Linked DNA regions of Homo sapiens: region 1 is linked to region 2. The links are chromatin contacts, found by Hi-C or POLR2A ChIA-PET in ENCODE. All regions are on one chromosome and are shown on one strand. Each heading gives the region's core, a stretch centred on a gene start or an enhancer-like site at or near the end of the contact. The rest is flanking DNA. Distances are from core to core; before and after follow the strand shown. Region 1 overlaps GPR137B (G protein-coupled receptor 137B). Region 2 holds the start of EDARADD (EDAR associated via death domain).

What was found. A loop is a pair of places that touch in the nucleus more often than their neighbours do. ChIA-PET counts read pairs that join two places held with the same protein, here RNA polymerase II (POLR2A). Pooled maps may share reads with other maps.
Region 1: a loop to region 2 is called in a pooled map, with 2.9 times the contacts of the local background. The contact joins the enhancer-like site here to the promoter of EDARADD in region 2. A Hi-C loop is called at or near these places in 2 of 37 single-sample maps with no recorded cell type and 2 of 50 pooled maps. POLR2A ChIA-PET finds 5 or more read pairs at or near these places in 3 of 52 experiments (Panc1, activated CD4-positive, alpha-beta T cell and activated T-cell).

The regions. Positions count from the first base shown.
Region 1 is chr1:236,156,655-236,161,475 of GRCh38, reverse strand. All of the region lies in intron 1 of GPR137B (G protein-coupled receptor 137B), which reads right to left. Among named protein-coding and RNA genes, the nearest start is that of GPR137B, 17 kb to the right of the region's middle. RefSeq lists enhancers at 1,151-1,200, 1,291-1,740, 1,841-1,890, 4,585-4,694 and a silencer at 2,856-2,905. Within about 2 kb of position 1,260, at least 5 of the 41 ENCODE cell types and tissues checked have a DNase peak (open chromatin) inside an H3K27ac peak, as active enhancers do.
Region 2 is chr1:236,392,901-236,397,685 of GRCh38, reverse strand. EDARADD (EDAR associated via death domain) reads right to left here and starts at 3,400. Exons shown (of 6, transcript NM_145861.4): 1 at 3,181-3,400. The coding sequence starts at 3,241. RefSeq lists a silencer at 2,119-2,528 and an enhancer at 2,729-2,778.

The sequences.
Region 1 (4,821 bases), core at 11-2,510, 230 kb after region 2:
GGAGGTGTGAGGAGATGTGATGTGTGGAGGTGTGAAAAGTGCATGGAGGCGTGGGAAGCATGAGGAGGTGTGAACCTGCATGTGGACTTAGGAGCAGTGAGGGAGGGGGTGAGGAGAGAAGGTGCTGCAGGAGCCCGGAGCTGGGGAGGGCAGCAGAAGGTCGGGCTGGGGTGTGGACCAGCCAGGAAGAGGCCGCTGTCCAGGGTAAGGGTGCGGAGAGCTTCGGGGGAGCATTGGCACAGCTGAAATGCAGACCTGTGCTGTGAGAGAGGTCCCTGGGATACAGAGCAGAGCAAAGGCTGCAGACCATGGGTTGACAGAGAAGGTGAAAATGAAGGCAAATCAGAGGCCCAACACAGATTCATGATGCCTGGGCCTGGAGGGCGTGGCGGGGAATTGGAGGGTGACCACTAAGAGGCACGGGGTTCCTTCTGGGATGGAAAAGGTCTACAGTGGACTGTGGGGTCACTGCGCAACTCTGAATGTGGTACACTTCGAGATGGGGACAGCACAGAAAATGTGAATTATACCTCAATAAAGCTGTTATTTAAAAAAAAACAAAAAGACAAAAAAAAAACTAAGAGTAGGGAGGAGGTCAAAGAGCAGTCCCCTCAGTGGTCAAGGCCTCAAAGACTGCAGGGGAGAGAGGCCCCGGGCAGGAGACAGTCAGGGTGTCCAGTGCGGCTGACAGGCTGGACCACTTCACCTTAAGCTGCCACAGGGCCTGGCCAAGGGCAGGCTCGACTGACGGGGAGGCTGGAGGGGGAACAGGCAGACCCTGGATGGCAGCAGGAGGAAGTGGGAGCAGTGAGTCAATTCAAGAGCATAAACTGCTTTCCAAAAGCGCATGTTTGTGAAATGCAAGAAAGAGGTTATTCAGGGGGTCCAGACCTTGTTTTTAAGATGGGGAGACCTGAGCATGCTTGTGGACAGACAGAAGGAGCCTGGGTCCCGAGAAGGGCAGACAGGGAGAGGCAGGAGGCAGGGAAGGGTGGAGGGCTGAGAAACTGAGGCAGCAAGGAGGGGTCTGAGGGAACATGGCAGGGACAGCCATGGGAGTGCCATCTGCCTAATGACAGGGACCCCGGGGAAGTGAGGTTGGGTTGGAGAGTCCCAGCTGCTTCTTGGGGAACCCGATCAGGAACTGAATGGTGGTAAATGAGCCCCACTTCCTTTCCCTCCCCTTCCTTGGGCTCCACACAGCCTATGAAAACACCGGGGTTTTTCAGGGCTTCCCCCGTTGTGGCAAGAAGGATGGGAGGACAGGGGAGGGGAGCAGAATCAGGCCTGAAGGAGAAAGAAGAAATTGCAGCAACTTTGATCAGAAACCCTGAAGTTTGTCATCTGGTGAAAATAAAGCATTTCTCCCTAATGGCAAATTCCTTTCGGTTTTAGCATCGTTTCTTCTGCTTTTGAAAGTCCCACCTAGAACCTCAGAACCTAGAATAGATCTGGGGATGACGCTGTGGGTGATGCTGGCTTTTTGACTTGTTGAAGGCTGAGCCACGGCTGGGAGATGTCCCCAGCTGGCCGCTGTCAGGCGCTGGGGAATGTTCGAGAGCCCTCATGGGCTTTCCGCACCACCCGCTCCCACAGTGGGCCAAGGCCTCCTCATCCCGGACCTGTGGGCGACTTGTGCCCCCTTGGTAACCCAGGCCTTCACCCCATCCTTTCGGATGACACAGGAAGGCCTAGAGCTCTGCATGTGACGTACTTGTTTCGACAGAAGCATAAAGGCCTTTGAGCAGCTGCTGGACTCTGCCCCCTGCCCTCATAAATCAGTCTGTTCACGCGTCACTGATTTGTTCCCACCCTTTGAACTCCCGCTTGCCTATTTTTTTTCTTTTCTTTTTTTTTTTCCTGCAACCTCTGCCTCCCAGGTTCAAGTGATTCTCCTGCCTCAGCCTCCCGAGTAGCTGGGATTACAAGCACCCGCCACCATGCCTGGCTCATTTTTGTATTTCTACAAATACAAAAAGAGACGGGGTTTCACAATGTTGATCAGGCTGGTCTTGAACTCCTGATCTCGTGATCCGCCTGCCTCGGCCTCCCAAAGTGCTGGGATTACAGGCATGAGCCACCCCGCCAAGCCTATTTTTTCAACTACTAACTCAAGTTGACATTTGCTGTCTTACAATCTTTCTGTTTGTTTGTTTGTTTTTAAGAGGCGGGGTCTTGCTGTCACCCAGGCTGGAGTGCAGTGGTGCCATCATAGCTCATTGCAGCCTCCATCTTCCTGGGCTCCAGGAATCCTCCTGCCTTAACTTCCTGAGTAGCTGAGACTATGTACAGGTGCAGCCCAAATGCCTGGCTAATTTGTCTTATTTTTTAGAGATGATGTCTCCCTACATTGCCCAGGCTGGTCTTGAACTCCTAGACTCAAGTGATCCTCCCATCTCGGCCTCCTGAGTAGCTGGGTTACAATCATTTTTACTAATGTCTTAGTGGTGTTTCTGGCAGAAATGTCCCCTGCTATTCTTTGTGGGTATGACAGTGTCTCCTGTGCAGTCAGCAGAACTCAACAGAAGTCACCTCTGATGTCCCTGGAGGCAGTGTCTCTGATGTACCAACAAAGCACTATGCTTCCAACCTGCGCTTGATTCAGAATCTCTGCAGCCATTTTACTTTATAAATCCTCTCCCCTAAGCCAGGACCCACATCTGGACACCCTAGTGTCTCCACTTCTGTGCCACCACTCTCTGGACACTTCATAATCCCCCTATCCTTAAAAGGGGGTGCATCCTGATCCTAGCTGCCTGTGGGCTGAGACTCCTGAGGAGACCCTCGCAGTAACTGAGGGGGACTGAAACTCTTAGTGCACCAAGCACAGACTCCTGACTAAAGAAACCAGTCTCTATCACACACGCTGGTTCAAAACGTATGTATGCAAATTCATCTGAAAATGTTACAAATGCATGGCAGGTTGAAACTTTATATTATAAAATAATTTATGTATATACAAAGAAATAACAGCAAATACTCATGCACCCAGCACTCCATCCTTAATACTTTGCCACGTTTGCTCCAGCTATGTTTTGTTTGTTTGTTTCTGAGACAGAGTTTCACTTTTGTTGCCTAGGCTGGAGCGCAGTGGTGCCATCTCGGCTCACTGCAACCTTGTCTCCCGGGTTCAAGCGATTCTCGTGCCTCAGCCTCCCGAGTAGCTGGGATTATAGGCACGTGCAACCACACCCGGCAAATCTTTGTATTTTTAGTAGAGACAGGGGTTTCACCATTTTGGCCAGGTTGGTCTTGAACTCCTGACCTCAGGTGATCCACCCACCTCAGCCTCTCAAAGTGTTGGGATTACAGGCATAAGCCACCATGCCCAGCCCCAGCTGTGGTTTAATAAATAAAAATGACACAGCTGGAGCTCCCAGCCTGCCCCCTCCTGGTGCCATTTGCTCCCAGGAAAGTAATCACTATCCTGAATTTGGTGTTTTTATGGCTAGGCAGGCTTTCACTAGGTAAATCTGGATTCGTGAAAGATACAGAGTACCGTCCAGTATGGTTTTGCACTTTATATGAATGCATTAATACCTTCCATAACCTTCTGCAGTTTGTTTATTCCCTCATGACTATGTGTTTGGAAGGTATCTATGTTGATACACACAGTTCTAGCTCATGCATCTTCACTAAGGCACAGTGCAGTTGGCCCCTGGGCAGCATGGGTTTGAACTGCATGGGCGCATCTATACATGGATTTTTTTCAACTGAATGGGAATCAAAACTACGATGTTCTCAGGACGTAAAACCTGAATATAAGGAGGACCAACTCTTTGTACATGCAGGTTCTACAGGGATGTGAGTATGTGGGGCTCTGAGCATACTTGGGGGTCCTGGAACCAGTCCCCCACATATACTGACAGACGACGCTACTCCTATATAACAGGCCACAACCGGTAGCCCTCTCTGACAGAGGGACACAGAAGGATGGCTAAGTGTGTGGAATCGGGCCGGGCACAGTGGCTCACGCCTGTAATCCCAGCACTTTGGGAGGTGGGGGAGGCGGATCATGAGGTCAGGAGATCAAGACCATCCTGGCTAACACGGTGAAACCCTGTCTCTACTAAAAATACAAAAAATTAGCCGGGCGTGGTGGCGGGCGCCTGTAGTCCCAGCCACTGGGGAGACTGAGGCAGGAGAATGGCGTGAACCAGGAGGCGGAGCTTGCAGTGAGCAGAGATCGCGCCACTGCACTCCAGCCTGGGCGACTGAGCGGGACTCCGTCTCAAAAAAAAAAAAAAAAGTGTGGAATCTGGAGCTGGCTTACCTGGGGTTGAATCCTGGCTCTACCAATTATCAGCTGTGTGGCCTTGGAAAAGTCACCTGCCTGCTCTGTGCCTCAAGTACCTCACCTGTAAAATGAGACTAATAACACCAGCCACCAGGTTTTCCTAAGCATTTGGTGAATTAATAGACATGTAGAGCACCTGGACAAATGCCTGCCGCCTAGTAAGTACCACGTGGGTGGCTGCAACCCCTGCTGTTGGTATTATTAGTCCTCATCTATGTTCGCAAACCATGATTCTAAACGCACAGCTACTAAACTGTGACCACAGATGCTATCCTAACCATAAAAGGAACTTTCATACTGAAAAAGGTTAAGAACCACTGACGCATTCGATATTTGCTCTCCTGGTCCCTCTGCGCTACCCACTTCCTGATATATTGGGGAAATTATGCAAACCCCAGGGCCCTGGTCTCCCCAGGCAACAGTCATTAGTCAGCTGCTTCAGTCTGTTCCCACATGCTGAGCATCCTCACTCAGCAGAGCAGGGTGACAAGACAGTCGGTCCCCGAAATCCAGACACCGGAGTT
Region 2 (4,785 bases), core at 2,151-4,650:
TTGTAGGAAGCCCAAATCCATCTCTCTCTAAAGTTTTCACCGACAGGTTTGGGTTCTACCTCTTGAAGTCAAAGAGACAGATTCTTTCCACATGACGCCCTCTTATCATCATATCCTCTGTCCTCTCACTCCTCCACATGTCCTGGGATTTTGAAATCCCTTTGTTCCATGTTGCCCATTTGTTCCAGGTTGTGCACATCCATTTTGGCTGGGCTGGGCAGACTAAGAACACCATCTTGGGAAATCTGGAACCTGTAGCTTTTTATTTATTTATTTATTTATTTTGAGATACAGGTTTTTGCTCTGTCACCCAGGCTGGAGTGCAGTGGCTTACTGCAGCCTCGACCTCCTGGACTCAAGCAATCCTCCTGCCTCAGCCCCCCGAGTAGCTGGGACTATAGGTATGCACTGGCACATTTGGCTAATTTTTCTATTTTTTGTAGAGTCAGGGTCTCACTATGTTGCCAAGGCTGATCTCAAACTCCTGGCCTGAAGCAATCCTCTTGCCTCAGCCTCCCAAAGTGCTGGCATTACAGGCCTGAGCCACTGCACCCAGCCACTGAGCTTTTTACACACTGTGGTCACTGCTGAGCTGTTTCCCAGCCCCCATCTTGCCTGGTACTGTCGATTTAGGGGAGCCCAAGTAGATTTTACATTTTATCTCCATGCAGTGTATCTCTCTCAAGATCTTTTTGAATTCCCCCACCCCCCACCCCTGCAATCATCATTTAATGAGATCTGAGGCCACTAGTAGTAAAATCCAGCCTAAAACACCCCTTGGCACCTTGTCAATTCAGTTCTCAGAAAAGGAGGTGGATGCTAGGGTAGGAGTGGAGTGGGATGGGGCAGTAGGAGGGTTTCTCCCTTTGTTTCCCCTTCTGTTTTTTCAAACAATAGGTATGGGGATGGGGAAGAATATCTAGACAATGTATTTATTTTCCGCATCCAATTGATAAAATGTTTAACAATCCCCACTTAAAAAAAAAAAAGGTAGATCTTTCTTTGAAGTTTCCAAGAAACGCCCCCAAACCCAGCCATCACAATGCCAACTTAGTTGTTGGGTGTAGTCTTCTGACCACCTGCAGACACACTGTCTCCTTTTGACTGCTGAAGCCACAATTTAAGGATGGAACATTCAAACTCGGCCCCTGCCCAAGCTCAAGAAATGAAATAGGAAACGCGTTTATCTAAACGGTTATATCAGGTTCTGTGTAACTCTCTTCAGTGTTTCCAACCTCAACAAAACCAAGTAAAGCCCCAGTGTACTCTGAGGGATAGATCATTCATTCGTGTGTTCAAGAAACACCCACGGATGTCACCGTCTAGGTTATAGGACAGCGGAGAGAGAGAACTCCAGGAAAGCGAGGTCTGGGACGGATTTTAGATTCACGTGAGAGAATAGAGAAAAATCTCCACTCCGACCTCGGGTACCAACACACAATATTTTAAAATAAAGACAGAACTAGAGGCCATTCTAATCACAGATGGGATCCCACAGGTGGGATCCGCCTCTCGATTCTGCGGATACTATCTGATGAAATAGCTCCGAGGGCCAATGTTTAGACAGACAAAACCATTTCATCAAAGTGCAATGGGAGAGAGGAAGAGGAGTAATGAGAAGGCATGTGAGCGGGGAGAAAGAAAAAGCCCGGGAGGCGAAAACGAAATCCACCCCCTTGCGCCCATTTCTGCCAGAGGTTTGCAGGACGTGTCTCAACCTGGCATCCCGAGTCCAGAACAAAAGCCACGGGGGCTGCGGCATGGGCAGGGGGAAGGCGCGCGGTGGCTGACGCGGGGCAGGGGCCCTGGCGAGCGCGGGAGGGGCGGTCAGCAGCCGCTCGCGGGGCTGGACTGGGAGCCCCGTGCGACTCCGGGTCTGGCGCCTGGGTCGGGGGTGGTTCCCGGGCCTCCCTCGGGGGTCGCCGAGGCCCGGCCTCGATAGCCCTGCGGCTGCTGCGAGCGCCTCCCGAGCTCCCGCCCCGCGGTGCTCGCTCCAGGAGCGGGCGCGGCGCTGTGTCCCTTTACCTGCGCGCAGAGGGTCGTCCGGTGAAGCCATGGCGGCGGGTTAGGGGCAAACGAGCGTCCGAGCGGGGCTGGCAGGCCTCCGGGGCGCGGGAGGACCGTGGGACCACGGGGATGAAAAGTCCTGCGGTTCCGACGCGCCTGGAGCAAACCGTGGCTCTGCGCGCCCCTGCCCTCCTCCGCCTTCCCCTCCCTTCTTCTTCTCCTCCTTCGCTTCTTCCACGAGCTCACTTCCTGCTTTGGCAATTAGCAAAGCCCCTTCGCTGCGCGTCCCTCGGTACCTCCCTCCAGAGGCGCGGGGCGGGAGCCGGGGTGCCGCGACCCGGGGCTGGGACGCAAGGCGGGGCCCCGAGTGTCCCGGGCGTCCCCAGCGCCCAGAGCGCGCGTCCTGCCCGGTACCCACGTCCCCCTGGGCGGGTCCTAGCGGGGGGCTGACACGACTGCCGCCCGGGACAGACTGCGAGCGAAGGACTGGCCTTAAGAAACGGCTGCAGTCGCGGGTCGCTTTCCTGGCTCCCTACTCACGCCCTCAGCTGAGACACCAGAACTCCCCTTACACAGGCCTGGGCTGAGATGCCCGCCGGCGATCTGATATTTAGACAAATTTCCTGATCTTTAAGCAGGCTCTGCCGCTGCATGATGGCACACGCTGGTACTTTCTATTTTGATTTTTCTTTGGCATTAGTTACTACATGACCTCCAGGGTGAGTGCTGCAGAAAAGGAGTGAACAGAAGTCGCCCAATACACACTCACAGCTTCTCTAGAAAAAACAGCTTCGGGTTCTCTCAGAAAAGATGGCTTCAAATATTTAAAATATTACGCTTAAGTGGGGTTTTATACCCATTACTTAAGTGAGAACACGTTGGAATTGGTTATGAAGAATATATTTAAGATTGCTACATTTTAACTAAAGCTATCATCCATCATAAGCCTATTATAGGAAGGCGACAGGCATTTTAAATTAAATAGGAATCTTTGAAGAGCTCTAAATAATCTTTCTCTGCCTTCACACATAAGAACAGAAAGATAAAAGTCGGGTCGAAAAAGATAATAATAGTATTTAGTGTATAATATATCCAAGAATTATCGTAAATAAGCAACCTCTGGCTAAAAACTCAGCTCTGAGAAATCCAGGAAGACAGCAAATGCCTACATACCCTCTTGGTGACCAGGAGCTTTAGTGCCTCTCCCCATCTGTTTAGTCGTCCTGAGGCCCATGGCGATGTTGAGTTTGGCTTCTTAATTCTCTGGAGTTTGCCATGGAAGAAGCAACAGATTGCGAGAAGATGCTCGCTGGTTGTCTGGCCAGAGTCAAACCTTCTAGATGAAAGCTCTCTGGGGAATTTGTAGGTGGGAGGATAAACTTCCTCTTGGTCTGCCTTCGGATAGGAAGGGAAATTTTTTTTAAGGGTATTTTATCTTAGAATCAATTTGGAGGTTTGGTTTGTGGTTCTTTCTGTACTTCTCATGGAGATGGAATTATTCTGACGTTGGCCGTCAGGAAACACTAGTTGAGTGAGCTTGTTAGCAGCCCAACCTCAAGCATTGCTATAAAGCTGGTTTGCTTTTTGAAACTCTGAAATGTAATTCATGTTTTTATCATTCCCATTCTGCATTATATCAAATAGAAGATGGTGGTATATTTTAAGGGTTTTTTTTTTTAAGGAAGATTGACTAGTTACGTAGTTATTACTCCCTTTCATTTTCATTTCCTCGTGCCTCCTTTCCTATGAATTGCAACGATCCCCATCATTACCTTTATTTTTCCCATGTGCTTTGCGAACTATAAAGTATGACGCAAATGGGTGCTATTGTTGTTTTGCACTTTACAAAAAAAGTAATTTAAAAATGATTCGCATTCACCAGAGTTCCCATACAATCAATTTGCTGTCACAATGTCCTTCAACTTTTATTTCTTTTGCTGTCCAAGAGTGTTTTAAACCACTATTGAAAATAGACATTTTTGGGCTGGGTGCAGTGGCTCACACCTGTAACCCCAGCACTTTGGGAGCCCAAGGCAGGTGGATTATTTGAGGTCAGGAGTTCGAGGCCAGCCTGGCCAATGTGATGAAACCCCACCGCTACTAAAAATACAAAAAACTTAGCTGGATTGGTGGCACATGCCTGTACTCCCAGCCACTCAGGAAGCTGAGGCAAAAGAATCGCTTGAACCTGGGAGGTGGAGGTTGCAGTAAGCTGAGATTGCACCACGGCACTCCAGCCTGGGCGACAGAGTGAGACTCTGTCTCAAAAAAAAAAAAAAAAAAAAAAGAAAGAAAGAAAGAAAAGAAAATGGACATTTTTAACATTTCCCGATAGTACCCAAACACTCAATCTCAGAGTCATGTGAAAAATTTCATATTTCCATAACTTCACTGCTCTTTGAGTGACCTCCAATTTTCCTTTTCCAATAAATGGAGATAGTGCATTTGGTAATCATGGAGTCAAATATGCTGGATTTCGCTGATGGACCTGTCACTCTAAGGTTGTGTTACATTAAGTAAGAAACCAAAACTGAGTCTGCAAGTGTCTGCAGGATTGTGAGAATTCACTGAAATAATGTTTATGTGAAAATACTGGCTGGGCATGGTGGCTCACACATGCAATTTCAGCACTTTCGGAGGCCAAGGTGGCAGGATTGCTTGAGGCAAGGAGTTCAAGACCAGCCTATGCAACATTTTGAGACCCAGTCTCTACAAAATAATTTAAATATTAGCTGGATCCCAGCACTTTGGGAGGCCAAGGTGGGTGGATCGCTTGAA